Linked DNA regions of Homo sapiens: all the other regions are linked to region 1. The links are chromatin loops, found by intact Hi-C in ENCODE. Cell type or tissue: dorsolateral prefrontal cortex. All regions are shown on one strand. Links, peaks and the distances in the headings refer to the core of each region. The heading gives the core; the rest is flanking DNA.

What was found. Peaks named below come from ENCODE experiments on the same cell type or tissue, not always from the same donor. Only the 100,000 strongest peaks of a DNase experiment are listed, where the experiment ranks them.
Region 2: it touches region 1 in a loop (6-fold over the local background); 72 of 110 quality-filtered maps call a loop at or near these places.
Region 3: it touches region 1 in a loop (5-fold over the local background); 71 of 110 quality-filtered maps call a loop at or near these places.
Region 4: it touches region 1 in a loop (2.2-fold over the local background); 2 of 110 quality-filtered maps call a loop at or near these places.
Region 5: it touches region 1 in a loop (2.5-fold over the local background); 7 of 110 quality-filtered maps call a loop at or near these places.
Region 6: it touches region 1 in a loop (2.4-fold over the local background); 10 of 110 quality-filtered maps call a loop at or near these places.

Annotation. Positions count from the first base shown.
Region 1 is chr10:59,578,225-59,582,224 of GRCh38, reverse strand. It overlaps LOC105378318 (a long non-coding RNA gene), which reads right to left and starts at 3,644. Exons shown (of 3, transcript XR_945990.3): 1 at 3,149-3,644. In dorsolateral prefrontal cortex, for the core only: CTCF peaks have their summits at 1,581 and 1,781; no DNase peak of the experiment used is centred there; H3K27ac peaks cover 1,747 bases.
Region 2 is chr10:59,239,033-59,244,579 of GRCh38, reverse strand. All of the region lies in intron 4 of PHYHIPL (phytanoyl-CoA 2-hydroxylase interacting protein like), which reads right to left. Among named protein-coding and RNA genes, the nearest start is that of PHYHIPL, 65 kb to the right of the region's middle. In dorsolateral prefrontal cortex, for the core only: CTCF peaks have their summits at 3,604 and 3,806 (motif pointing left); no DNase peak of the experiment used is centred there; H3K27ac peaks cover 4,000 bases.
Region 3 is chr10:59,232,300-59,237,846 of GRCh38, reverse strand. PHYHIPL (phytanoyl-CoA 2-hydroxylase interacting protein like) reads right to left here. Exons shown (of 5, transcript NM_032439.4): 2 at 3,347-3,543; 3 at 1,190-1,364. Among named protein-coding and RNA genes, the nearest start is that of PHYHIPL, 58 kb to the right of the region's middle. In dorsolateral prefrontal cortex, for the core only: CTCF peaks have their summits at 2,627 and 2,829 (motif pointing left); no DNase peak of the experiment used is centred there; H3K27ac peaks cover 4,000 bases.
Region 4 is chr10:59,174,822-59,178,821 of GRCh38, reverse strand. It overlaps PHYHIPL (phytanoyl-CoA 2-hydroxylase interacting protein like), which reads right to left and starts at 2,179. Exons shown (of 5, transcript NM_032439.4): 1 at 1,863-2,179. The coding sequence starts at 1,968. CCEPR (cervical carcinoma expressed PCNA regulatory lncRNA) reads left to right here and starts at 2,358. Exons shown (of 1, transcript NR_131782.1): 1 at 2,358-4,000. In dorsolateral prefrontal cortex, for the core only: no CTCF peak of the experiment used is centred there; DNase peaks (open chromatin) are centred at 1,601, 2,361, 2,631 and 2,881; H3K4me3 peaks cover 4,000 bases; H3K27ac peaks cover 3,542 bases.
Region 5 is chr10:59,463,229-59,467,228 of GRCh38, reverse strand. No RefSeq gene overlaps it. Among named protein-coding and RNA genes, the nearest start is that of FAM13C, 100 kb to the right of the region's middle. In dorsolateral prefrontal cortex, for the core only: a CTCF peak has its summit at 1,968; no DNase peak of the experiment used is centred there.
Region 6 is chr10:59,359,856-59,365,402 of GRCh38, reverse strand. FAM13C (family with sequence similarity 13 member C) reads left to right here and starts at 2,854. Exons shown (of 14, transcript NM_198215.4): 1 at 2,854-3,004. The coding sequence starts at 2,943. LOC124902428 (a long non-coding RNA gene) reads right to left here and starts at 3,504. Exons shown (of 2, transcript XR_007062148.1): 1 at 3,020-3,504; 2 at 1,889-2,335. In dorsolateral prefrontal cortex, for the core only: a CTCF peak has its summit at 2,801; DNase peaks (open chromatin) are centred at 2,202, 2,832 and 4,434; H3K4me3 peaks cover 3,939 bases; H3K27ac peaks cover 4,000 bases.

The DNA of each region.
Region 1 (4,000 bases), core at 1-4,000:
CTCGGAAAGTCTACATCTCTGAGGACAGAAATTCTCTGAGTCCTTCTACAGTCCCACCCCCGCACTTTCCCAATCACAATTCTGACTCCAGATTTTTATTGCATTTTGTATTTTTTCCTACCCCATGGCACTTAAAATATATGACCCTGTTTCCCAGTGTTTGGAGTACATGTTCTACTTCTGCTATTAGACTCTAAGCTCCCAGAGCCTGCTCACACTTTTTCCTGTATCCTTGAAATATACATTTACCTTCTCCCCTTGCCCTCACCATACCTAATTAACTCTTACTCATCTTTACATCAGCATTCAAAAGGGGCTTTTCCTGAGAAGTCTTCTGGATTCCTCAGCCTAAGTTAGGTGCTCACATAGCTCCTTATTCACTTTTTGTCACAGCACCATATATTTATATAATTATTTTGTAAAGGTCTACCTCCCGCTCTGGACCAGCTGGGCAATGTGAAATGTACAGACTCCCAAGCCCTGGAGATTCAACACTGGGTCTGAGATATGGCCTGGGGGACTGGGAGTTTCTAGATGTAGCAAGGACCCAGGCAATTCTCATCATCAAGAACACTTGGGAGACATTGTCCCAGCTCCCCAGAGATTCATATGTCACTGGTCTGGGGCAGAGACTTGGCAGAGTGTTGGAAGAGACAATATTTTCCAATCTAGTTTCTGGTTTTGTTTCATGTATTTTGTAGAAAACTTTGTCCTTTTAAAAATAATATGTTACATTTTTGATCAAGACTGATGAAGATATTTAACTTCTGGATGAGGAGAGTGCATAGCAACAATCTATTCTCATTGAGGGCCTTAGTCACACCTATTTTAACCTGTATGCCTTTTGTATTTCTGCAAATAATACTGGTTGACATCCTCTTCATTGATAGTCTATTATGGCTGAGGTTCTCCACCCCTGCCCCCCATATTGTGGACTCAAGAGGCCTTAAGGTAACAAATAAAGACAGCATCTTTCACCAGAAGGATTTTTGGGGAGTTCATTGGCCATAGAGTGTTTCCCAAGAGATGGGCACAAAGCCATAGGCTGAGCTAAACCTGATGCAGAGAACAAGAGAGAGCCTTCTAGAGTGATGTTACAAGTTTATTTAATTACTTTCTAAGTCTCCTCCACAATTTCCATCCCCCTCTTAACACACTCAGGTAAGTGAACACATTTGGGTAACCAAAGAAGGAGATGGAAAAGCCCCCGAGTTGGGCTTGCAGCCTTCAATATTTGTCTTAGTAACCCCTAATCCCATCTTCTCTTTCAGAGCACTTGCCTTTCTCTGCTCTTCAATATCTACTCATAAACACTGAACCCAGAGATGAGTTTCAAAGCTTTGAGAAGCCAAATTACTATATATATATAGAGTATATATTATATATATATTATATATATATTTAATTTCCACTTAGGTAAGATTATTGAGAGTTTTCTCAGAATTTGCTTTTTTTTTTTTCAGAAAAAGCTTCAGATTATATTTACCTTAAGATTATTAACCTTATCTGCATACCCATAAACACTGATAATTAGAAATTTATGTATACAATTAACTTGTGGGACATTCACCTGAAAGTAAATAGTCCCTCATGAATCACCACTATCTTCACTATCTTCTATATCAAAACTTATTACCGATAAAGAAATCAACACATTTGTTTCTTCCAAGCATCTTTAAAACTCAACAGCTTTGTCCAGCTGATGGTGTTTTTCTTCCATCAGAACCTGTAGCTCCCACCTCTGCAGGGACTTGAAGTACTGTTTAGATTTTATTCCACTTGGGGTCAGTATTGTGCTCCTGATTGCTGCTGTCTTCTTGTTTTTATAACTTACAAATATTAATTTGGGAATCTCAGTGGAAATATCCATCCAGTGAAAACATGGGAAGATGCAAAGGTGATCCAGCTCTGGCTGCTGTCACTCCCACCCCTGTCTTGATGGCTAGCTACATTCACTTTGTAGCAAACTAGGGAGCCAATTCATTATCACTCCCTTGTTTCCGTGTCTTCTTTTAATGCCATCTGAATGTTTTCATCCTCTTAAATGCTGTTGAGACATGACTTGCCATGACAGCTTAGCATCTACACAATTGTGACAAAGGCTTAGCCAAAAGGGGGCCTGGACGCAATATTTTAGCTCCAGCTGTTTCTCCTTATTGCTATTAGCAAAAAATTAGTGTTTTTCTTTAAAGGAGAAAGGTTACAATTAATTACTTGAGGAAGAAAAAAAAACACAAACAGTGGTCTCATTCTTGGCTGCACACTGAAATTATCTAGGGATAATAAGTAAAATACTGATGCTCCGGCCATAACCTAGACCCGAGATGGGAATTTCCGAGAAGGAGAGGGTGAGGGGTGGGGTGGTCTCAGGTATAAGCATTTTTTAAAGATCCCTAGTAATGTGGTTAGGTTGAGAACCAATGTCCTAACAAAATTTGGAGGGCTGAAGCTGACTATAAACACAGAAGAATTCCAGAGCTAAGGCAGGCCAAAAACAAAAAGCCAGAAATCAAATTGGATTCTGTTTTCTTCTGTTGATTATCAGTGTGACTTTGGAGAAGTCATATCACTACCTTGGGTTCTTCTGTAAATGGCATAAGGGCCAAAGAGAATGGAATGTGACAATCATTTGAAAACAGATTCTTATTATTATGGTCATTTTTATAACCATATTATTCAGTTTATTGTATTTATGGAGCTTAACCAGTGTCCTCTTCCTTTTTTCTGTGCTTGACTTCTTCAGTGTTTCCTGGGCTTCATGCTGATGTAATGGAAACAGAATTTCCTAGATGGGTTGTGGGCAGGAATTTACATTTTAGCAGACAAACTGTAGGACTTCCAGTTCTAGACAAATGAACTTAATGCATTTCTCCCTAGCCTTCCTATAAAATGCAGGTAAAAACCCAGACATTATACATAAAACAAACATAAAAAGTCTCTGAAAGGTGGAGAGAAGAAGGTAGATTGGTTAGGGACTAATCACTAACTATAGCTAAACTCCTGGACATCATGTATGCAATATTCTTTTTAAAATTTTGACAACAAATAATCTACTCCAACAAAATACCAGGGAAGAATCCATGTCATACCTTTACCTTGTAGAAAAGGCTGAGAAGCATAGGTTGAAAACCTAGACTTCCATCCTCACCTGGAGGTGATGAGGTGCTCTTTTCCATCCATGCTGAGGTGGTCTCCCAGGAAGTCAAGTAGGCAGCCTGGATTTCTACCTCCGCCCTGTGGCGATGAGCTGCCCTTCCTTGAATGCCTTCCTTCAGTTTAGTGGAGACTATCCAGGGAGCATGAACTTCTAACCCTCATCTGCTGGTAATGAATAGCTCCCCGCTCCCTGCCATGGTGGTACCAATGGAGGCTGCTGGGGAGTCTGGACTTCCACTTCCTTCCAGTGATAAAGAGTTAGTGCCCGGCTTCCACCACCAGTCCAGTTTCAGCACAGGCCAGCTAAAACAAAAAATTTACATAAGATCTAGAGCCTCATAATGTAACACCCCAAATGTTCAGAATAGGATAAAAAACCACCCATCATACCAAGAGCCAGGAAACTCTCAACTGGAATGAGAGAAGGAAATCAACAGATGACACTACTGAGACAACACAGATGTTGGAATAATCTGATAAGTATTTTAAAGAAGATGTCTTAAAAATGTTTTAATGAGCATTTGTAAACATCTCTGAAACAAATGGAAACAAACTGTTCAGGCGATGTTTGTGCCCATCATGGAACATGTGAAGATCACCATTTCGGGAAGTTCAGGTATTTTTTTAAGAGAGGAGGCAGCTGGTCAACTAGGTTTTTGTTTTTTAAACTCTAATCATTTCTTTGAGGGCCTAAGTTGGCTTAGTGTTAAATACCTCCTGAATGTTTCCAACTTACTTCTTGGCAATCTTATATTAAAATAGAATGAATAGGGACACAGTCAACCTCATTGGCCATTATGGCTAAAGATTTAAGGAACTGAGAAGTGACATCACTTCGTATATA
Region 2 (5,547 bases), core at 1,548-5,547, 340 kb after region 1:
TTTTTTTTTTTTTTTTTGAGACAGAGTCTCACTCTGTTGCCAGGCTGGAGAGCAGTGGCACGATCTTGGCTCACTGCAACCTCTGCCTCCCAGGTTCAAGCAATTCTCCTGCCTCAGCCTTCAGAGTGGCTGGGACTACAGGCATATGCCACCATGCCCAGCTAATTTTTGTACTTTTACTACAGACGGGGTTTCACCACGTTGGCCAGGATGGTTTGATCTCTTGACCTTGTGATCCGCCCACCTCGGCCTCCCAAAGTGCTGGGATTACAGGCATGAGCCACCACGCTCAGCCCTTGTTTTGGCTTTTTAACCCAAGGACAGTAATCAGGTTATTTCTCTGGCATTTTGCTTAAAACAGTGCTAGTTATTCCCACTTTACCTCACCCCCAAATCCATTCATTCTCCACCACAGTCCTCCACTGTGACCTGGGACTCTAGCATTCAGTTCCTTATCCCTTGGCCACTTCCATTTCAGTTCTACCAATGTGAGGCACCAGCATATATAGAGTAGGAGGAGGTAAAGCTTTGGGTATGTCTTCCTGTATTTCCTCCACGCTTTAGGGCATTGTGGTTCTGGCAGGGCTGCATTCTTCATAACTATGTATCTCTGACTACTGCTGCTGCTGGATGAATTCCTATTCCCTTTCATTCCCATGAAGAGTAAAACTTTTCAAGTCTTGCTAGTGCTAGTTCTTGGTTCCTTTAGCATCCCCTATTTGTTACCGTAACCCTGACTACACCTCTATGAAGGGGTAGTTTTGTTAAATTCTCTCCAGAATTCCCCAAGTGTGCTGCCTTCTTTTTTTTGTTGTTTGTTTTTTTTTGCTGGGTCCCTGACCAGCATGACTTGGGAAGCAAAGTTCAAGCTACTACTCAAGTAAGGGAAAGTTCCCCCAGTCAACATGCTTCTTAAAGAGTTTATGGGTCAGTGAAATGCCTGGATCTGCCTCTGAATTTAGCAGCAATGGGTCTCGAATTCTACCACCTGAAAACCACCTAGGGAGCTTATTAAAAATGCAAATTCAAGGAAAGACCAAAAAATTGTCACAGTTAAGAGAATGAGGAAACACAATAAATAAATGTGTGATATCCTGGATGTGACCCTATACTTTTACTTGTACTGTGCTTTTTTCTTTCTGATGTTCCAGGTTTCCTTCTTTTATTATTTCCTTCCTTCCTGTTTCAGAAACTTCCTTTAGGATAGATATGCTGTTGACAAATCCCCTTAGTTTTCCTTCATCTGAGCATATCTTAATTCCCTTTTATTATTGAAGGATATTTTCACCGGATATAGGATTCTCAGTTGACAGTGCTCGTTCAGCATTTGAAAATATTGTGTCACTTTCTTTTGCTAGGTAATTTCTGATGATGATGTCATTCAAATTGTTTTATTTTTCCTTATACATAAGGTGTCTTGTATCTCACCACTTTCAATGTTTTTTTTTTTTCCTTTGGCCTGCAGTTTTCAGTTTGTAATATATCTTGGCATGGATTTCTTTGGGTTTATCCCATTTAGGGTTTTCTCAGCTTGAATCTGTATGTTTATGTTGTTTGGCAAATTTGGGAACATTTCGGCTATTAATTCTATGAATACTTTTTCAGCCCCACCCTCTTTGTCTTTTCCTTCTTGACTTTAACAACATGAATATTAGATCTGCTATAGTCTCACATGTCCATAAGACTGATATATATTTTTCGGTGAGTTTTATCTCTGTTGTTCAATTTGCGTAATTTCTATTCTATCTTCAAGTTTACTGATTTTTTTCTCTTTGTCCTCTTGAATCTGCTGTGGAATCCATGGAGTCTATCCAGCTTTTGACTTTACTTACTGTGTTTTTATGTTCCAAAATTTTCATTTAATTCTTTGTATCTTCTATTTCTTTGCTGCTTCCGTTTTTATGTGTTTCAAGTGTGTTAGTATGTGCTTCTTGAACCATTTTTATGGTGGCTGCTTAAATATCTTTGTCAGATAATTCCAAGATCTGCATTATTTTGGTTTTTGTATCTTTGATTATCTTTTCTCATTCAGGTTAAGATTTTCCTGGTTCTTGGTGTGATACCTGAGTTCCATTTGTATCCTGGACATTTTAAGTTTTATGTTATTATATTCTGGATCATATTTAAATCTAGCATTTTTAGCAGGCCTCCTCCTGACTATCTACCAGTGGGTGAAGAGTATGGGGTAGTCACTTCATTGATGTCAGATGGGGCTAAAAGTCCAGGTTTCCTACTCAGTCTCCGGTGACACAGGGTAGGAGGGTCAGTTACTACTTGGAGGAGGTAGGAGTTTAGGCTCCCACTAAGCCTGTGCTAACATACTCTAGATCAGAGAGAGAAGGGGTGTCTCATTAGTACTTGACATGTGGCTTCACACACTATGAGGGCAAGCCTCATTTTCTTTGGGCAGTGGTGGAAAATCCAGGCTCCCTATTCAGGCTTCTCTGATACCACCCTAGCAGAGGATGGAAGGAGAAGGGTGTCCCCTTACAGATGTGAGAGGATAGAGGTCTAGGTTCCTCACTTAGCCTTGGCTGGTACATGAGGGACTACGGTTTGTTTGTTTTTTTCCTATACTGTTTGCCTGGGGTATGGTGGTTATTGTCTAAAAGGTTTCTGTATTCAAAGTCATCTCAGTCTCTTTCCCAATCCTGTGGGTAAAGGGAACATACTTTCTGGTGTTCTTTATTTCTTTTTTGTCTGTGCTCATTGGCACAGACAAAAGAGATATCTTTGTATCCCATTAACATATTGAAGTGCTCAATAATGACTGTTTCTTGAGTGAAGAGTAAACAATAGATAGATGTGGGCGAAATAAGGAAAAGAGAATCTACCCATCTTGTCCCTGTTCAAAATTTCTCGCCCTTGTTACATTCTCATTAACAAAATCCAAATATCTATGATATGTGTCCTACATGGATCTATAAGTGCAATTACATGAAATAATAACAGCAACATATATATAAACAGAAAATATGTACTAGAACCTACACTTTGAGGATATACAATTTGACACCAGAGGTAGAGGAATTCCTACACATGTCTACCAATCTCAGTGAATTCCTGAAACCCTTCAGATATAAAAGGAGTTTTAAGGACAATTAGACTACCTAGTGAATATGAACAAGAGGTAAGAAAGAAAGTGGTGTTTTCATTTGGAGTATGGGAAAGTAATGTTCATTTAGGAATTCATTTCTAGAGGAAGAGGTCAAAATGAGTTGATTTCTTATGGACTGAGTAAGTATTTATCCAGTTTTTCATAATTCAAAATGGATTATAAACTTTGGAAAGTGTATCCAGTAATTAAAAGTTTCCTTTCTATTCAAGCATTCTGAATAACAAGATGATATTTAAAATGGATTTTAATCAAGGAAATGTGTCTTAATTAGAGTTAATGACAAAAAGAAAATCAACATCCATGGAATTTATGTCTACTACTTTTTAATAAGGCTTCTTAAAAAAGCAATGTTGAAAAATTATACCACTCTGTGGAAAGTATATTTATTTATACGTACTGCACCAAGACATATTTTACATGGATTTTATAACTATCATTATGGAAAACTTAACAAAGGTAAATTTTCTTGTTAGTAAACACAGCTTTCATACTGGTAGCTGGGAGTAAAATCATGCAATATACACAATAATTATCCATTTTCTAGGCACTCTGTCTTTATTTATTTATTCTTGGAAGCATTTTTGAAAACAGATGAAGCAAACTTTAGATTACTAAAGGACCTAAAAACAAAGGCCAGTTCCCATCTAAGGGACAGAGAAAAATCACAGAGAGATACTGCCCTCCAGTGGCCACCTAAAATAGATATTGGCAATGTTCCAGGAATATAAACCTAAAATCAAAGATGTAATTATTTATTCTTTTGATGTATTTCTTACCAAAGACAACAGAAATATGGAGGGGTTTTTTTTGTTTTCAAATTTTATGCGTAACAAATACAGACAGTCCCTGACTTATGATGGTTTGGCTTACAATTGTTTGACTTTATGATGGTGTGAAAATGATGCACATTCAGTAGAAACTGTACTTTGAATGTTGATCTTTTCAACACTTTTTTTTTTTATAAAATAGACTTTCTGTTAGATAATTTTGCCCAACTGTAGGCTAACGTAAGTTATCTGAAAATGTTTAAGGAGGCTAGGCTAAGCTATGATGTTTTGTAAGTTAGGTGTATTAAATGAATTTTCAACTTGATATTTTCAACTTACAATGGGTTTAACAGGACATAACCCCATTGCAAGTCAAGGAGCATCTGTATAAAGAAACACCTTCCTTGCTAAGTCTATATGGTCATTGCCAATCCACAACTGACAAGCACAATAATTTATGTTATATCTATCAGTCTGTACTCTCTAAATTAGGTGAATGGTATCTACCAGGAAATATATGGACTCTAGGGTATATACCAATTGAGAAAATGAAGGACTAAACTCTGTATTTATAAGATATTCAAACAAATGGCAGGAATATTTTTTCACCATCAAAATATATAAAAATACATTCTATTGCTAAGTACTTAATTTGAAGAACACAGATGCCTACGTGTGTTCTTCTCTCTCTGATTCCTGTTGCATTTTCCACAGCTTGAAGCTGATTTAAATCTGGAACCATGGTCTTCAAACAAACAAATACAAAGAACACAACAAAGTTTCCTAAATATTTTTCATACATAGTCCTGTCAACTTAAGATGCTTTAGAGTCTGAAGTGAAGCTTTTAAAATGATAAATTATAGGGAATGCTGTGTAAGAAGTTTTACAACCTATATAGCATTTGCCATTTTAAAAGCCTTAGTGAGACTAAGGCTTTTAAAACACAAAACAGACATCTGGCTATTTATTCTCTTCAAATTTTCTTCTACAAATATGAAAGTGCTGTAAATATAAAAACTACCTGCAGGATAGAGTTCTTTTAACTTCTCAGGAACTGCTTCCAGGGATAAACATAGGCTATCTTAGAAATTCTAGTAAAATCACTAGAATTTAAAAGTAAACAAAGGAGATTATCCTCATGATAATTAATTCAAGATAACAGCTGATATGTTTTGGCTGTGTCCCCACCCAAATCTCATCTTGAATTGTAACTCCCACAATTCCCACATGTCATGGGAGGAACCCAGTGGGAGTTGATTGAATTATGGGGAGGGGGAAATCTTTCCTGTGCTGTTCTCATGATAGTGAATGAGTCTCATGAGATCTGATGGTTTTAAAAGGGGAGTTTCCGTGCACAAGCTCTCTTTTTGCCTGTTGCTATCCATGTAAGATGTGACTTGCTTCTCCTTGCCTTCCACCATGATTGTGAGGCCTCTCCAGCCATGTGGAACTGTAAGTCCAACAAACTTCTTTCTTTTTTAAATTGCCCAATCTCGGGTACATTTTATCAGCAGCCTGAAAAACACACTAATACAACAGCTAAAAGACTTCTACTTAGGTAGAAGTCTGCAAATCCCACCTGATTCACCATAATATTTCATTAAACAGTCACTCTTTTATACTCTCATTTTCAATGTCTTAAAAAGACCCATGAAAAGAGG
Region 3 (5,547 bases), core at 408-4,407, 340 kb after region 1:
GCAAAGAACTGACAATCTAAGAGAAGAGATAAATATATGTACAATAATGATTTATTATGGTAAGTATTAGCATTTTAAGATTGGGATAAGCACAGGGTTTTAAACCCTGTCATAGGCTAGAAAAGAAGTAGATTAGCCTGTGGCATTCTATTTTATTTTATTTCCAATACATTGTACAGTGCCTAGCTCACAGTATGGGCTTAATTAGTTTTGAATGAATTCGATGTTCAGATTAAAAGTCAACTTACACAAAATAGCTTTATCAAAACTTAGAGTCAAGGTTATTGACAAAGCTTATGTGAAAAGTCTAAATTATTCTGATAAACAAGAGCTTTGAACAGCTTAAGTTTCTTGTAGATTCAGCCTCTGTCTATAGTTTTTTATAGGAAACAGTCATCTTGATGAACAGGAGGAAACAAAGTTTCTTTCTAAAAGACAAAAGGAAAGGATGACAGGAGTACTCAGGTAGAGATATGGTATCCCATTAACACTGAAGTGCTCAATAAATGACTGTTTCTTGAATGAACAAGTAAACAATAAATATATGAGTGAGATGAATGGTAATGTTTCCAATCTAATGGAATATTAAGGTTCAGTTCCACATCAAACCTCCCAAAACAATGGCTTTGAGGTACTTTCGAGTGAAGCAAAGACACACATATGTATACAGGACACTAGTTTAGATGCAGATTTTCTTAAGGTCTTCTAGTACTCCAGTGAAAAATCTAGTAACATTTCTGCTAGGGACAGTCACTGAGATCTGCCTCCATTCACCTGAAATAGAGAAGGATTTTCCTAGTTTCTGTCTTTCAGTACTGGTGAAAATGAAAAAGGAAAAAAAAAAAAAAGGAGAAAAAAGCTCTGTCTCTCAAAATGAAGCTAAAAAATTATGCTGAGTATATTTTCAAACTGCATACCTTTTTATTTGCATAGCTTTCATCTTGAAGAAATCAAACTATGGATATAGAAAAAAATGATTTGAAGCCATTACTCAGATTTTTCTACTGAGAACTTCAGCTTCCTCCAATCAATACAACATTGTTTATTCTGTTACACAATGCTACTGACAACGCAAAAAATGACCAATGTCACATATATCACTTTATAATTACAAAAAAGAAATATTTTTCTATAATTAGCTTTCCCAGAACAACTAAAGCTTTTCTATATTTGTACCTAGTTCTCTTACCTGCGGTGCAGAATTCTATAATTTCACTCCATTCAGACACAACATAATCACCATCAACTTGTTTTGAGGCAGTCTGCACTGCTACTGTATATTCAGTTCTTGGGCTTAAAAACCAGTGTCCACGGACAGTCATAGGCAAGGGAACAGCTTTTGCCACCAATTTTGTGGGAACATCCTAGGAATGAAAGAAGGAAGAGAGAGAGAAAAATGAGGGGAGACAGAGAGGGACGAAGGAAGTGAAGAAAGAAGAAAAGGGAGAAGGGAGGAAGGAGGGAAGGGAGAAGGAGGGAAGGAAGAAGGGAAGGAGGGAGGGAAGGAAGGAGGGAAAAGGAGGAAGTTAATTTAGTAGTATAACTTTAATCAACTGTAAACAATGGAGAATAACTTATTAAGTTCCTGACTGACAATAGAATTTTTCTGCTTAAAGATACTTAACAATTATTATATTTAAATCTCTTATTTGCTATATGCAAAAACTAAGGCCCAACTTTATCAAGAGACAAGTTCGAGGTCATACAGCTTGTTAATAACATAAATGTACTTGGATTCCAGTTTTCTTGATTTCTAATATGGTGTTCTTTTCTGTATACTATATGCTCCTCAAAATGCAACATTCTCATACTAAATGACAAAACTTTAAAAAACAGAGACATAAAAGATAAAGTTCAATAGTATTAAAAATATTATATTTGGTTAACTTATACTACCCAATAATTTCACTAAAGCTGCCCATTACTTGATATTTTACAGGTTAAAGGAGAAAACACTAAAAATATGAATTTTTGCTTCACTTTCATTCAAATATAGAGTCTATGTGTCACAGAAAAGTTTACGTATTTCTAAAAAATGCTTAGTAAAGTGATTAATTAAATCTGCTAGTTGAATATTCACTACATTTCAAGGATATGGTATTCCAAGTGGAGAGTGAAGAAAAAGGGTCAAATCTCAAACAATTCATCATTTAATGTTTGAAATTTAAGATTTCAAAGCTATATCAACAAGGCAAATGTCAGCAAAGAGAATATCCATCACTGAAAGCATAATCAGAACTGGAACTCAGAAAAAATAATGACTGCTCAATCTTGCTCCCTCTTTCACACTTATCTGTAGTATGTATGATCCTCACTTATCTTTAGTATGTATAATCGCACATCTAATAAAAGCAATATTTCTAGGTAAGGTAAGAAAGTTCCAAAGTATCTACCAAGTTAAAACTTAATATCAATATTAAAAAATAGACCAGATTTTCATCATCAGTGAAAACACTGCAACATAAGAAAGAATGCTTAAAGCAGATAACTGTTAATTTCTCTATAGATACTTCTGGAAAGAGAGATATATCAGAAAAGATATATGATATGTGAATAAATATCAGAGAAGTGTTATATATCTAAAAACATTTAAAAGTTAATAATTTTCATTCTCAAAACTAAAAAGCAAAAGACAAAAAAATTTCATTATCAAAACAAAAAACAAAAGGCAAAAGACAGCAGACTACTTAAAGCAATTTTTAGCCCTAAAGTGTTTTTAAAATACCTTGAAGTTTATAAACTGCATCAGATTCCTTGTTTGGCAGTTATAGAAAAAAAAGTGTGCTTCAGTGGAAAACTATGCATTGCACATAGCACCCTCTTCTGGCCATCTGTCTGTGTTATGGAAGCCATTTTACAATTCTGTAATTTGTAGAAACTAGTAACAATTCAGTTCTTCTTGTCTAAATACATACAAATAAATTATGTTCAGTGGAGGACAACCCTCCTCTTCACCCCTCCCATCAGGACTTCCATACCAGTTTACACCTGTATCTACAAATGAGTCTTTTCTTTGGATTTCCCTTTGAACTGGTTATAACACCTCATCGGTTTCCTCGTTAATAAGTTAAATAAAATCTTTAAGGTAAACTAATTTTTACATCTAGATGATAGTCATGATTTTACCTTTTTTTGAAAATTATCTTCTAACAAAAAGCATGGCATTTCATTTTCTTACAAAACTTATTAGAATGATAGGGTTTTAGAGTTACATATAATCTTTATTTTTTCCCAAGTCAAATACATCACATAAGCCATTAATAGAATATTATTCGTTCTTTTAAAATGTCCTCATACTTAGAAAGTTTTAAGATGCAAATTAGCATGAGTATTTGTTAGATTTTACCTTGTGTTTAAATTTATTGGAGTTCTTGTTCTCTTTCTTGTTGAGGTCAATAAAATAGTGTGTAATGCGATCCTTTGATTTTGAATCCATTTCCCATGAAATCTTGAATGAGTCACACGTTATATTGCTTATTTTGATGTTATGTGGTACAGGAAGTTCTTCCATCTCTGCTATGCCACTGTCTTGTGATTTGTTCCCTGCAAGAAAACAATGCACAGGAAGTTAATTTCCAATTAATGGATTTTCCAATTTATTTCCAATTAATGGATTTATTACCAATAAAAAGTAGAGATGACTTACTCCTTATCATCTTTACTTTTTCCATTTATGTTTCCAATTTGTTTTCACAGAGTGAACACAAAAACACTGACACTCTATCTTTCTAATCTATGACATGTTAGTTTTATATGGTTAGGTTCCCTCTAAAAAACCTCAAGAGCCTATTTTTCTACATGACCAATCAATTTTGCTCTAAAGTAGTATCAGGTGTTTTAAGCCAGATAATTTCATAGACATGTTGATAATGAAAGGGCCCATCCAAATGAAGGAAACATTTCTTTAAAAGTCCATGACCTAGCAGTGACAGTCTATAAAAATTCCCCCTCCTCTTTCATTTTGGAAGCATTATATAGAGAAACAGCATGTAATGGTTTTACTACATATACAAATAATACTGAAGACCGTTCACTTACAAGTTACTATGTTAAGGATAACTCTAGAAATGTTTTATCTGTGGAACCTTGATGAATTTAATTTTGAGAGCTGAAATAACAAATAAGGCTAAAAGAAAAAAGATGACTGCCATAGTGACTGATATTAAAATCTTGAAGAATTTATATGACAACTAGTTACTTTAAAGATTACACTTCCACTTAGGGAAAATGCTAACAATTTGGCTAACAGTATAGAGCAGGATTTGATGGATCATAGGACAAAAAGAAAATACAAACATGTCAAGTTTGTTTTACATATAGGAAAGACATATTAGAATCAAATTTTACCCCATTTTTTTCTACATTCCCTTTCCCCAGGCCAACATAATGTTCAATGCCTCAAGAGAGAAAAAAAAAATGTTATTCAAATAAGAAAAAATGTTAGGCCATAAATCAATTACTTAACTCGTTCCTTAACATAATAAAATGTTATTCAACAAAAAAACAACAGTGAATGTTCACCTTGTGGTAATACCTTCCATTTCCAGATTAGATTGTTTTCTCCTCCCCTACATTTCCATGACAGTCATTGATACAAACTTTTTGACAGTTCCCAACTTCATTAAATCTTTGACCCATGTTGTCTCATCTGAAGCTGCGTTGTAGCCAGAGGAACTCAAAGGCAATCAAAAACTAATTTTAAAATAAGTTATTTGATTTTATTTCTTGAACAATACTTTTAAAAATCCTTTTTTCTTCTCCTATGTACTTTCTTCACAGTCCCATTTCTCCACATTTCCTCTCCACAAAACTCCTGGAAAAACTACTTCACCTTTACTTTCCTCCCCATCAGGTCGCATAGAATCCCCAAATTACTTCTAGCTTAAAGCTTTTCAAAAGTTAAGAACAGGGAAGAAATCAAGTGAAATCCTTATAATGGCCTTGGGAAAAGGAAAGGCAAAAAACACTCAAACAATAGCAATTAGTAATTTTGTACTATTTTGAAAAGCTCACATTTCAACCCATTAATCTGTCCCACTTGTCTTTAAACATCAGTAATAGTAACGAAAAACTTTCTGAACTCTGATAGTAGAATTTTTGTAGAAATCATCTGCATTATAACTATGTCCACATAATTTCACAACTGAGTGAAAAAAAATAGTTACAATTGTTATTTAGGATCATGTAGATAAAAATAAAGCTATTTTGCATTTGATTCAATTTAATGGAAACACAACTTCAATATAGTAACACTATCTAAGATACTATTAATATTTTTTGCATTTAAACTTCCACTATCGTTATCTTCTTCAACCTTAAAGTCACAAATGATTATTTCACAGAACATAATACTTTGTTTTTTGGATTTTTTCATTCTGATTGTTAAAATTCGAGAGAAAAAATGTTACTGTTATTATAAGCGAAAACCTTTGCTCAAATTATATTTTTCCCATTGGGAACAATATAAAGCTCAAGCCTAGAAAGAATTTGTTATATTAAAAATCTTCATTTTCAAGCTACTCATCACAAAACCACTAGATTAACTAG
Region 4 (4,000 bases), core at 1-4,000, 400 kb after region 1:
AAAAAATAATACCAGAATAAAATAGCTACTCCTCTAGGGGATCACAGTAAATACAGCATTATTTTTTGCACTCTCTTAACTCTGTGAACTTCATTAAAAAGTTTAAATTTTCCCTAATATCTTTGAAACACGTGGTAAATGCGGTTTTAAGTATTGAGATTACTGGGTTCTGAAGAGCAACAATGAATGCCTAATTCCATTGAGTACAAGAATGAGCTTTTGCTTTATCATTGCAATAAATAAAAATGAAGTCTACTTTTATTAGTCTTGTGTTTCTCTCAACCCTAAGAAAATAAAAATATTTACAACTTGCAATGGTTACATTACAAAAAGTCATTTCATAAAAGTCTAAACTAAAATCCAAATGACTTCCTATGCGTTATTAAAAATAATCTTTACAGTCTATAATCATGCAAGCTTACATATGGAATACCAAAATGATAAATGTTTTTAGATACCATAAATATGTGCACTTACTACCATGGTGACTAAAACAGTCTAAGAATAAAGGAAATACAAGCTGTCTTTGCAAACGTATTTATTTATTCATATACTACACCTGTATCAGAAATTAAAGTGGTTTTGGTTTCAAAAAGTTTGAATTCTGGTTTCAAAATTATTAAATATAAATTTATATTAATAAATATAAAATTTAGTAATAAACAAATTCGGTGCTTGCTTGATATAAACGTGCTGAATAGCAATGCGTAACCAAGTGATTACCATTTAAATGACTTTGGAAACAAGACCTCTGCTCCCTATTTGGATTAGGCTGATAAATTTTATGACCTTACTGTGAGCGTATTAGTATCTGTACATAACTTTGGTTAAAGACATGTTTTACAATCATTACCTCTATATACAGTTAAACATTAATTTCATTTACAGTCAAAAGTATTTGGGGCCCTCTTAACAACATGTGAACTGTGTTTCCTTTGTCAGATGTAGAATTTTACAATTATTCGGCCAACCAATTACTAATCAAATGATTTCTTTACAAATGAAGTTTTGTACCACATTACTAAAGTAGCAGACTCTAACTAGTCCAGCTAACCCAGAAGCACTGTAACTAACCACACCGCACACAGCACTAGCTTATGTCTTCAACGCTCAGACCTGTATTCAATCAATTTCCTTCCACAGGAGCCTGCCAACTTCAACAACAGAATAAACGATATAATATCAACACGCAATGGTACGTACTCGCCACAAAGTCTGAATCACAGCACATATATTAGGCCAATATTTTCGACAGTCTGACTCAGAGCCCAGGAACCATGAAGATTGTGTCTGTCCTTGGTGCTGAAATGCACTGTTTTTCTGCGCCCTCACTGAAAAACTGTCATCCTAATCCCAATCCAAGAGGCTAAAAAGACTTGTTAATTTGGGGAGTCTGAGGATGGGAGGTTTAAAAAAGAAAATGATAAGTTTCTGGAAGAGAATGCCAACTAGTGTGTGTGTGTTGGGGGAAGGGGGTTGCTAGAAACATCCCGAGGGCATTTCCCCTTCAGTGCCCAGAGACCCAGGAAATCCGGACTGCGGCAAAGATCGGAAACGCCTCGTCGGGGCAGGAGCCGCGAGCGGGAACGTCGCCCTCGTCCGGGCCAGGCGGGCGAAGGCGGCGAAGGGCGCCACGGTTGTGGACGGCTACTTTCCGCGCCAAGGCGCGAGCCCCGGGGTCCTTTTGTTTCTGGGGTGAGGGGAGGGCGGTGGGCGGAGGGTAACCCACATCTGCATTTATTTGCACAGAGGGGACAACAAAAGACCCTGCCGCCCTGGCGAGCGGCGTCGGCGGAGCCAGAGTGGCCCCGGCGCCTCGGCGCGAACTCTGTCCCTTTCCTCGCGGTCCCGGCCGCTCTTACCGTCCCGGTCGCACAGCTGAATGGCCTCCAGGCTGAGGTTTTTGATCACCTCCTCACAGGGGCTGGTGGGGCTGTTGAGGGCATGATCCAGGCGCGGCACCTCCATTTTTCCAACCCACTCTGAAGCCCGCCTGCTTCGTATCCAGGCTCTCTCTGCCGGCCGGGTGGGCAAGAAGAGCGGGAAAGGGAGGGGGAGTGGCAGAGGGAGGGAAGGAGGCCTGGGACGCGGTGATGCGGCGCCGAGGCTGAGGCGCGGGGCTGGAGAGCCGCCGCGAAGGCGACGGCTGTGGCAGGAGCTCCGCGGAGTGTGCGGCTCTGAGAGACCGAGCAGGACCCGGCGCGAGGATGGGAGGCGCGCGCTCCCGGCGGGGAGGGGACGCTGCTCTCGGGGAACGTGATGTATAGGGCTTCGACGCGCGCACGCGCGCGGGAGAACGCGCCCACCTGCTGGCGCGCGGTGGTCCCTCCCCCGCCCTTCTGCGCGCACGCGCCCCCACCTGCCCTCCAGCCACTGCCAAGGCAACCTCGCGCGTGAGGCGTCGGGCGACCGAGCGCGCGGGAAGGGCGAGCGCTATACGCCGCGCGGCTGCCTCGCCCTCTCTCCTGGTGATAGCCATTTGGCGTCTTCTGTCTGCTCTCGGTGCCTGGCGAAGCCCGAGTTGGCCCTGAGGCGTCTGCACGGGGAGGCGAGGGCGAGCATGTTTGTTGTTTACCAAGAATTGGAAAAATAAGGGCCCGGACTCTTCGGACTCTCTGTACGGTATTGGGGTGTGGGAGCCACCTCCTCCCCTGAAGGTCCCAGGATACTCGCTGCCCGCACCCTGCGGGCTCGGCCGGACATTCCTCGGAAACAGCTGCGTCTGTGTGAGAAATGAGCGGATTACCTGAGGCGTGGAGGGGTTTAGAGACAGCATTTTGCCAGTCCACGACACTGAAGCGGGGCAAACGTGGGAACTCCTTACTGCCAGAAAGGTGAGGGAATGAGGAGATGCAGCAAGCCTGCTGAAAAGGCGGCAGACATGCTGCGGGGCCAGCAGCCACGGGACCAGCAGCCACGCAGTCTGCCTTCGCAGCGTAGCTTCATTCATTCATGCGCGTAGCAAATAAGTATTCAATGCTCACCCTATGCCATTGTTCTGGGCGTCAATGAAGGGAGTATAAACAGCACCTGCTCCCATGGATTTGGAAGGAATCTTTGCTACAATAGCTAATGAAGATTGACTTGTGCTTCCTCAAGCTACTCTATAACTTGTATGCCCATTGATTTTAATTGCATTTAAGATTCTGCAGTGCACTTAGTGGATGTGCAAACGTTTTAAACATAAAATAGAGGTCACAGCCTATTGACCTCTGTTCCCGTTTGCTTCTTTGGAAAAGTTTTTAGTTTTGTTGCTATCTTGGGATCAAAAATAGTGTCCCCTCTTTTCTTAATGTGCTTATAAATTAATATAAGTTCCCTTTTATTGATTTTCCATTTCAAACATAAATGTTAACCAACAAGTAACAGTTTACACATAGATGTCTGTATGCTGCTCTTTCTAGTCACATCCATTTAGCTATAACATGATGAAGTCTAATTAATTGAAGCTTCAATAAATGGAAGGACCAGCTTAAAGTAAAATAAGCCTGTGAAAAATCTTGGCACAATTGAAATTTCATAAATATCTGTGAAAGATAATTAGGCATCTTAAAGTGAAAAGTCTTCATTATGAACTTATTAATGAAGATGGATGTTTTTGAAGTTTGAAAGAATTCTTGTCTTAAGGTAGGGGTGTCCCCAAGGAGAGGGTAAATTATTACCTGTCAAAGGATATGACAAGAAAGTACTTACTGGTGAATTTTCTGTGTTCGAAAGCCTGGCTCTGTAGAACTAGAAATTGGTATTGTAAGCCCAACAGTGGGTTCATTTTTTAGAGTAGTCTCAAATTTATAAATCTCAAAAAAAAGGAACTGTGTAAACTAGAATAACAATTTACTGATTTTCAAGTAAGAAATACGACATGCATTTAATTCAAACTCATGCAAATATTTATGAAGCACCTATGTCCAGGACACTGTGCTATGTGTTGAAAATTTGGAGTTCAAATTTATCAAGAAAGATATATATTGAAAAAGTAAAAGTAGGATGGGTGTTAAGA
Region 5 (4,000 bases), core at 1-4,000, 110 kb after region 1:
CACTGAATTTTTTCCTCAGCTGTGTCCACTCTACTCATAAGTGCATCAAAGCCATTATTCATTTATCTTACAGTGTTTTTTATTTCTAGCATTTCCTTTTGATTCTTTCTTAGAGTTTCCATTTCTCTCTTTACATTACACATCTGTTCTTGCAGGTTGCCCACCTTTTCCATTAGAGCCCTTAATATAATAATCAAAGTTACTTTAGATTCCAGGTCTTATAATTCCAAAATCTGTATCATATCTGAATCTGGTTCTGATACTTGCTTTGTCACTTCAGAATTCATTTTTACATTCCTGGTAATTTTTGTTGAAAGCCAAACACGATATAACTTGTAGTAACAAGTGAGAGAAATAGACTTTTAGTGTGAGGTTTTATGCTGCTGTAGCTATGAGTTATGTTGCTTATAATGTCTGTTGTAGCTGTAGGTGCTATGAATTTCAAAATCCTTTAGTGTTCTTCTTTTTGTCCCCATTGCTGTCTTTGGGCTTTCCAAGAATTCCTTCTTAAAACAGTCTAAGTGGTAATCCATGTTTATACTGAGGCCCTATTGAAGTGATGCTAAGGAGTGAGTAAGGGGTCGTATTCAGTAATCTTAAGATTAGCTGAGTTTTTGTGGGCCTGTGTCTTGTGGGCTGTAAGTTTCACTACAACTTCTTTTTTTCCCCTCTTCTTGCTCCTCGAGTGAGATAGAAGGCTAAAGAGATCTGGAATTGGGTATTGCTCCTCTGCCTATATGAGATAAGGTTCTGCTGAAGTCTTTTTCACTTGAGCAGAGCAAATTGTTGTGAAGAACACACTGAAAACATTTCAAAATGATCATTTTCCCCCTTCCCTTGCTAAAGATATGAGGTGATTTTTTCTTGGCTCTTTATTGTGGGAACCTGGTGAGGTTCCTGGAGGTAAAATCTATCTATGAAAGTTGGGTAGGCCTCCCTAAGACTTGAGTCCCCAGGTTTTCTCATTCTCATGCTAGCCTACATTCAGCCTAGAGCAATTTATCCAAATAACTATTTAGGTAGTTCTACTAATGTATGACTCCAGTAACTTCTGCTCTGGGCTAGCTAATCTTGGCTGTGTTTCTTCATATTCTCATCTCTCCAGATTTCAGAGTGGCTGTTTATCCTGCGACTTCAATTTTCTGATGGTCCAAGAAAAGTTATTGATTTTCAGTTTGTTCAGCGTTTTTTTTTCTTGTTCTAAAGTTCGGAGCGACAATTTCTAAGCTCTTACTTGTCAGAACTGAACATGAAAGTCTCTTAACATTCATTTTTTTTGTGTTTGAAAACTTCTTCAAACAAGAGGCAATGACAAATGGTCCTCTAGAAATTTAAGCTACAGTTATTGTTAAAATTTTGTGAATTTGATAGATTGTTATCATCTTGGAAAGGATGGAAGGAATTTCAGCATTTTGAAGTGTAAAAGTAGAGACTGCTTCTGCTGTCTGATGGGCTAGCTAAAGATGTGTTTCCTTCTGATCTGAGGTGAAGCTAATTGGTGAGATATAATGTGTTTATCATAATTAAATTTTCAGTGTAGCAACATGAGTTATTTATCCCCCTCTGGACACTTGCAGAGATAGACCATTAAAAATCTTCTACCTTTTGCAAAATGTACAGGAAATAAAATAGCATTTCACCTGGTACTTTCCTGATCTGCAGGTATCAAACAAAGGGATGTGAAAATGGGAAATAGCAGCATATTTGAACTGTCAGGAGATACACTCAAGCTTAGTGGCTGGAAAATTACCACAAGTGTGCACATGCAGTCTTACAGAGGACATTAACAGGTGGTAGGGTCAAGGCAATTTATTTCAAAGTGTCTGCAGTCCTCAGAAAGAAATAAAATCACAACTTGATGTGATTAGTGAGTATCTAACTAGGCTGTGATACAATCATGAAATCCCAAACTGAGAAAGACCTATAGGGAACAAGGTGGTGGTTTTTGTTCTGTTAGATTTTATCAGAAGCAGCCAGAGGGCAGCACAGCAGTTTCATTTCAAATGGCAAAAAAGCTCTCCAAATGGACTCTTATGCCAAGGAAGTGAACCACAGATGGTGTTTCTTATTCAAGGTTCACAGACACCTCCCACAAACACCAGACAAAGATACAGTCAGGCATTCAAATGAGAATAAGAAGAAATATCTAGAATTCAGAGAAGCTGACTAAAAAAATGGCAGCAAAACCTTCATCTACCAATAATAGCAGGTAGGAAAAAGATGGGCAATGAGAAAATAGGCAGATTTATTAAATAGCACCCTTCAATCTTAAACAGAACTGGGAGAAAAGTTTTAAAAACAAAATAATTTATGGCATATATCTAATTTTTTAACTCACTCACCTAAATACCTTTTGGAATCTGTTTTAAAGCCAAGCCAGCATTAGCCCAATGGCTTGCACTGTCTGCCCATCTACTTTCAGAAATGACCCCTGAAAAATTAAAGTAGAGAATAATGACCCTGAGCCCATAAAAACAGATTTAATTTCATTCACCAGATTTGTACTCTTAAGGATGACTCATACATTTTAGAAAGTTTATTTTTGCAAAAGTTGATTTGCCTAATCCTTAGGTAATCAGAAAATCTGATTAAGAAGAGAATTCCATTATCATTTACTATTTTTGTTAGTGTATTCCTTTTATCTATTGTTCTTTGGCCTGGACCATTGTCAGTTATATTCAAAGACATTTGGGATGTAACATTTGGTCCATGAAGCAGAGTGGGTTAAATCGAGATTAATTTTTCTTAGTTTATAACAACATAACAAATTTAAACTAAGCTAACAATTCTATTGCATCATTTCTATAATCACAAGCTACTGTCCAGTAAGAGACTTGATCCATAAATTTATGGGCCATTTTTTTCTGAACCCTAAGTCAGAGTTCATGTTATGTGTGAGAATACTTTTGTGGATAATGATAGATTTGTCAAAATGTTAGATTTTCCTAGAAATTCAAGATGTATATTCACTGTATCCACCATTACTCTTCCATTGGCTTGGAAAAGTTTGGAGACCTCACTAAGAGACGGCCCAATCCATTCATTCACGCATTTAAGGTTCAGCCTTTCCAGCTGTCCAGGAAATCAAATAGAGCAGAAGGTCATCTGGTTGGAGTTGCTTCATTTCTGCATAACACATGTGCAAAGCACTTCCTAACTAGAAGATGAGCCTATCTTAAATGTCACTGTGATGGAGAAGCATGTTCTCCCTTTTTTGACAGATGATTCACTTAAGTCTGGGTCGCGGACTTTCCACCACCTGGCCTTGCCTCAAATGAAGTTTTTGACCAGTTCAAAACCTGTAATTAACAAAAGCAAAAGGTTTTGGTTGCTTCTGATTCATGTTAAGGTCAACCAGTGGAAATAATAGTTCCAGGCCAATTTATAAAGGCTGAGAATGTCAGTAGTTACTTGTTTTGGAAAAGTGAGCAGACAAAAATAACAAAGACAGAGGCAAGGGTTCAAGACTTGGTATTTTGGTTTGTTTGTTAGACATTTTTCCCCCTTGGGAAGTGCTGGTGTGTTTTGTACTTTTTCAAAATATCAATGTGGAGACAAGAGTGTGCTTAATTTGATGACATATGGAAAGCTACTTATCAGTCTTTCACCTCTTGCATTTTAATGTGGTTATTACTGTAATATTACCATTATCATGCTTGCCATCATTTTTACTCATTTAATTATTTCATTCAATAAATATTCCTAAAGTATCTATAAGTGAAAAGCACAGACAGCATGACTGCTCTCCTTTTCCTCTGCTCCTCCATGTCCCCCTTTCAAATATATCTTAATAACTACTAGTCATTTTTGGCATTTTTTATGATTTAGTAAACAACAAGTGTTAACCGGTAATCTATAAGGTCATAAGCAGTATAGACCTTTTCATGGCACGAGCCACTCCTGGACACAGTCCTGTATGTGTGTGTATATGAATGTATGTATTCATATCAGGTCAACTCTGATCTCAGCACCCTTGTAAACATCCTTTCCTGCTAATTAT
Region 6 (5,547 bases), core at 854-4,853, 220 kb after region 1:
GTTAAAAACAGATGAAAAACTTCTCTTTGCTACCTAATGTGCATTGTGAATTTATAATATGCATCTTTTCCAAAACTTATTTTTGACCATGTAACTTTTAAAACATTTTCCTGGATTTTCTGGAGACTAGAATTTCACTGCCACTTGGGAAATACTGGCCTAGAACTTACTTCTTCATAAACTCAATATTAATTTTTCTGCTCCCCTTTTCAAACCCTCCTGGAATTGTTCTTTAGTAAAGCTGAGGGTCTCCAAAATAATCATATGTTGTACGATATTCATCAGTATTGTCCTATTCCAAGTTGAACAGTACAAAACATCATAAAAGCCAATTAAAAAGCCACTTACAAAGACAATTTCTAAACCTGATTTAAGATGAAAACAAATGTCATAAGAATTAATTGAGAAGTAAAAATTAAAATGGTTGATTTTGTTATATACTGCCAAATAATGTTTTTTCAGGGATGTTTTGGTTTTTATCCATAATCAACTGTATCAACCAGTTGTTTTCATTGTATGTGGGTACTGCCTAAAACCTAATTTTGGTCCTTCCTATTCACGAGTTGCTGAGAATTTTTATTTCTTTTCCTTGGACATTATTGAATACTTGCATTTATTGGGTACATTTGTTATTTCATTTTATTTTCAAAGGGCCCAATTCATTTCATAGAATGAAAAAAAAACAGTATTTGGCAGTATATAAGAAAATCAACCATTTAATTAAGGTTGTTCTTAATTAAATGTCCAAGTCCTATTTCAAATTAAAAGCATTGAACATTTCCATTACAAGTGGATCACTGGGAGTATTTATAGGAGAAAAGTGTGATCTTTCTCCACACTGGAACACTTGGAATAAACACCATAGTCAATGAGTACAAGGGGTTTCTGGAAATTAACAACCATATGGGAAATTAACAACCATGTAATCTATGAAACCATAAGTCAGTCAGAAGGCTGAATATAGACTTACCTTCATCAGTCTGAATAAACAAAGAACAGATCTCACTTTGAAATGGCTAAATAATGAATACAGTGAAGCAGCGATGTCTCTTACTCCTGAACCTAGCTCAAATGAAATAGTAGGTGGCTTCGGAACAAATATGTACTGTATAGTTATACATACAAAGGATTAATATTCCTGAACTTATTTTAGTCCATAGAATTCAGTCTAAGACCATATTAGGTTTTTATTTAGCTGATTTTAAAAATATTTGGAGAGAGGAAAGCAAAATTGCAAAGAACCTTAATGAAACCTGTTTTTCTTTGAAAACTCAATTTTTATTTTTCAAGGTATAAATTTAAAAAGTTAAAATACAACTCTCATACAAACATAGGCAGGCAGCAGAGATCTATTCACTTATTAATGGGGAAAACTGTAAGATGATGAAGCTGGTTCCAAAAGCATTTTGAGGATCTGTGGATTTACAGGTATTTAGAAAGAAAGTTTGGTTAGATGCAAAATGATTATTTGGTTAGATGCAAAATTGGTTATCTTCCTATATTGCAATAAAATCATAAACGCTGCGATTATCTTTTTCTCTGAACAGGCTGAATAAAATGTGCAAGTGACCACAGAACTTCACTGTGGCTGGAATCTAATCAATAGTGAAGAGCAAAGCCAAACACAACTGGAGAATTAACTGGCCCCTGGGTGGACTTGTTAACCGATGTCTCAGTTTGACATTGAAAGGTCATGCTCTTCCCCATTATTTCCAAGTTTTGGTAAAGTTTTTAATTGCCCAATTAGAAAAATTATGAGTTTTTTGTTGTTATGTTAACTCATTAACTTACATAGGTTTGGACTAAAAACCACTATCCTAGCTGCTTCTGGGAGTAGAAAGATTAAAAAGGGGGATGGGAATCTTATTTCAAAATTCAAATAAAATAATTCAAATTCAAATAAGAATCTTTAATAGATGCTACATCCCATATCCAGGTCAACATGGCAGGAGAAATGAACAATACAAAGAGGGCAGAACAAATATCCCCAAGGGAAAGAAGCCAGTGGGGGGACTGACAGTCTTTCCTTTCCCTAACAAGGCTGCCTTTATTCAAAGGGATAGCGTTTGCGGATTCCGTCTCTCCATCCTTTGTAAAGGTGCTAGCTAGGGAGCTGAGCTCAAGCGGGCTGCTCTAGGCATAGCAAGCCCCACCCCTTGCACGGTGTCCTAATCACCAGCTAACCCCTGGAATAAATTCTCCACTCGCCCTGCGTGGGTTCATTCACAGCTCTGTAGTCCGGGGCTGGGCGCTTCCTCTCTGGGACTGAAATAAGAGCGCTCTAGACAGATCAGGTGTGATGCAGCCAGCCCTGCTTTAGAGCCTATTCTTTTTCCTAGGCAACAAAAAACACACACACAAAATAAAACACCAAACAGCAGCAATATCCCCCTCCCCCTTCTTGTTCTCTCCTGACTTTTTCTGAACGATGGATGAATCTCTGCGAGCCTCCATCCCTGGGGGTGGGGTGGGAGTGTGGGGGGTTGGGGTGAGCTCTGTAAAATTGGTAGGAGACATGTGGAAGAAAGCAAGTCTCCCGGGTATTTCAGCACTTCGGCAGAAACACTGGGGCATTCTCATTGCCAGCCTCGGGGGGTGGCTGGCACAAAGAGCCCAAGATTAAACGCGGCGCCTGGGCTGGCGAGGTCGGGGTCGTGTGGTAACTCTCCAGGTGCTCCTCGCTGGATCCCGGGGTCCCAGCCCCGCCGCCGCGCCCCGCCCAGCTCTGTCCCCGCAGCCTCGCGGGCTGCCGGGCTTTGTGGTTCGCCCGTGCCGCTGGGCCCCTGCTGGGGGTGTCGTTACGAGCATGTGCAGACAGCAGCCCAAGGTAGAGCGAGCGTGCCGGGCGAGCCCGGAGACTTGCCTTGCAATGCCATGTTTGTGTATGTGCTCTAACTCCCGGAGAGCAATCAGGGAGACGGCTCCCCGGCCAGACTTGGCTGATGTTTTCTTGTTTCTGTTTCAGCCTTCAGGATAATTCCTTCAGCAGCACCACTGTAACAGAGTAAGTGATTCTTACCATTAAAATTAGACTTGCATGCCTTTCTCTGGAAGCAACTATCGTGAAGGTATCCTCCACCGTTCCCAGCCGCTGTTCGTTTTAGATGCATTGTCTCCCGGAATCTGGGGCTGTGAAGACCGTGAGACGTGCTGACTGGTGGGGCCCAGAAATCTTTACAGGTTGAAACCAGCATTTTAGCAGCTGCGGGAGAGAAATTAAAACCAGCTGATTGCTTGCAGGAGCTCAGTGCTCCAAGATATGTGTTCTTGGAGCTCAGATTTTTAAAAATCCATTTGATGTGTTAGGAAGCTTTGTTGTATTTTGCCAACATTGGTGTCAGTTTTCATGGAGTGCACACTATATACATTTACAGCAATAGAAGATAGATGTGAAATGAGCTGAATTCCAGCATGTGGTAAACAGGCTAAACTTATCTTGGCCCTCTCTTGTCTACAGATTTTTAAGGCATATCAGAGTAAACTTTTTGTGCATGCCCTTTGTCATGTTTGTCTTCTGACTACAGAGATGTGACTATGGGACGAATGAGTCACCTAGTCCTATGGTTAAAGCTGTTGATTAGGGCAACTAACACCCTTCAAACATGGAATGAAGGAGTGTGAATGAAGGAGCGTACCAGCAAGCACAGTATTTTTTTAAAGATATTTATATGCTATAGTTTTAATTTTTGACATCCCTTCCTTAATGTTTTCCTAATATTATACTATATTTGTTAAAAATTAACAGGTAGTGTATTTTGCTAATACTGTATGTAATTTATATATACATATATATATATGAATATGTACTTCATCTAGCATTCTTTCTCTAGGCTAATTCATGATGTTTACTTCTGGGACCTTTGTAGAAGCCACTCTAAACATCTTTTCAGGAAAAAGGCATGTGTAAAGTTGTATCCTCAACTACATTTAAAAAATGTTATGAGTTTGATGTAGAAGGCTTAACTAACTGGGGAGCTGTTTGCTAAAATTCCCTAAAAAGCAAATAAATGTTTTGCTTTTGGCTTCCAAGTCCTGCCACTATCACAATGACTTGGTGAGGGAGGGATAAGGTTTACAGTGCTTCCTAGGCCCTCTTGTTTTCCACATTCTTTTGTTTCTCTCTTTTGCTGTGCTGCTCCTTTAGTGTCCAGTTTTGAGCAGACTTAAGTGGAGTCACTTAAAAAAAAAAACAGGATTGACTTTAGAAGAAGCAATGTAAAATACTCATTTGGACCCACATTCTGTTTATAAGATTGCTTGGTAACCTGTGCTGCAATGTTGCTTTTCTAAAGGCCTGAGAGAAGGGGAGAGAGGTGTGCCAAAGTGTGCATCTGCAGGCCGAAGATGAGGCCTGGACTTCCTGCTCCAGGTGCACAGGTACTGCTCTCCTCCCTTTGCTGTGCTTAAAGTACTAAGTGCTTTCTGGCCCCGATTCTCAGGAGCCTGGTGTGGCCAAATCCTCGGTCAGTCACAGGCACGGCAGGTTCAAAATGGAGACACTTAGCTCCAGATTTCACGTGGACTTTTTTTTTTTTTTTTTTTTTTTTTTCTGTAGAGGTTTCGTGGTTAAATGCTGGGGAGAGCCTGGTGCCTTGTCTTTGGACACTCCCCAAGGAGTTCTGATTGCATAAGATCATGTTTTTACTTTCAGAGGAGTGACAGTGATTTATTTTAAAAGGCACTGAGAGATAATTGGTATGCCATTTGGCTAATATAAAAATCTAAGGAGCCTATTGAGAACATACCAAAAGCTTCATAGGTATAACACATCATTGACTAGGACTGTTTAAAACTAGTCATTGCCACAATAACATTTTCCCCTCACCTCAGTAATATGACCCATATCCCGTGCTTCTCTGGGCATGACCCCATAGCCCTCAGGACCAAGGTGCTATATCCTGAGACACAGACATAGCAGGTTCTCAGGAAATGTTTGGGTGTGGTCTTGGCCTACACGGAGGAGGGACTTTTCTCCCCTCTATGTTCTGGATACAAGAAGAGCTCCTCTGCCTCCTGTCCCCACCCCATTCCTACATCCTTCTACTCACACCCACTTATTTTCTTCGATGCCTGAAATTTCACCTAGAGATGATTTCTTTGGATGAAGGCCTCTGGTAGTGACCCTTATTAAATTGGAAATTAAAAAGTTTGTGCCCTTGGGAAGTGGATTCAAATTGTCATGAATACTTTAATATGAATTATTTTACCTAACCTATTTTCTAACCTGTTATGGTTATGGTTATGCTTGGCCAGCTGGGAGTCCTAGAAGAGTCAAGGGGAAAGGGAAATTGGGAGGGACTCAAGGACAGATTTTATTTTCTTCTTGGTTTTTCCCAGCCCTGGCACTATCTATGCAGCTCTAGACAAATTCAATTTCTTTTTCCACCCCAATGTTTTCATCACAATGGCCTTGGCCTTTTCTTCCCTATCTGTGGCACCTTTTCATCTAATATTTTTCCATGGTCAATCGTGACATTGCCCCAGCTAACTTGCTATTTTAAATGAAGCCTGCAATAATTCTGATTAGTTATCATTCAAACCAGTGGT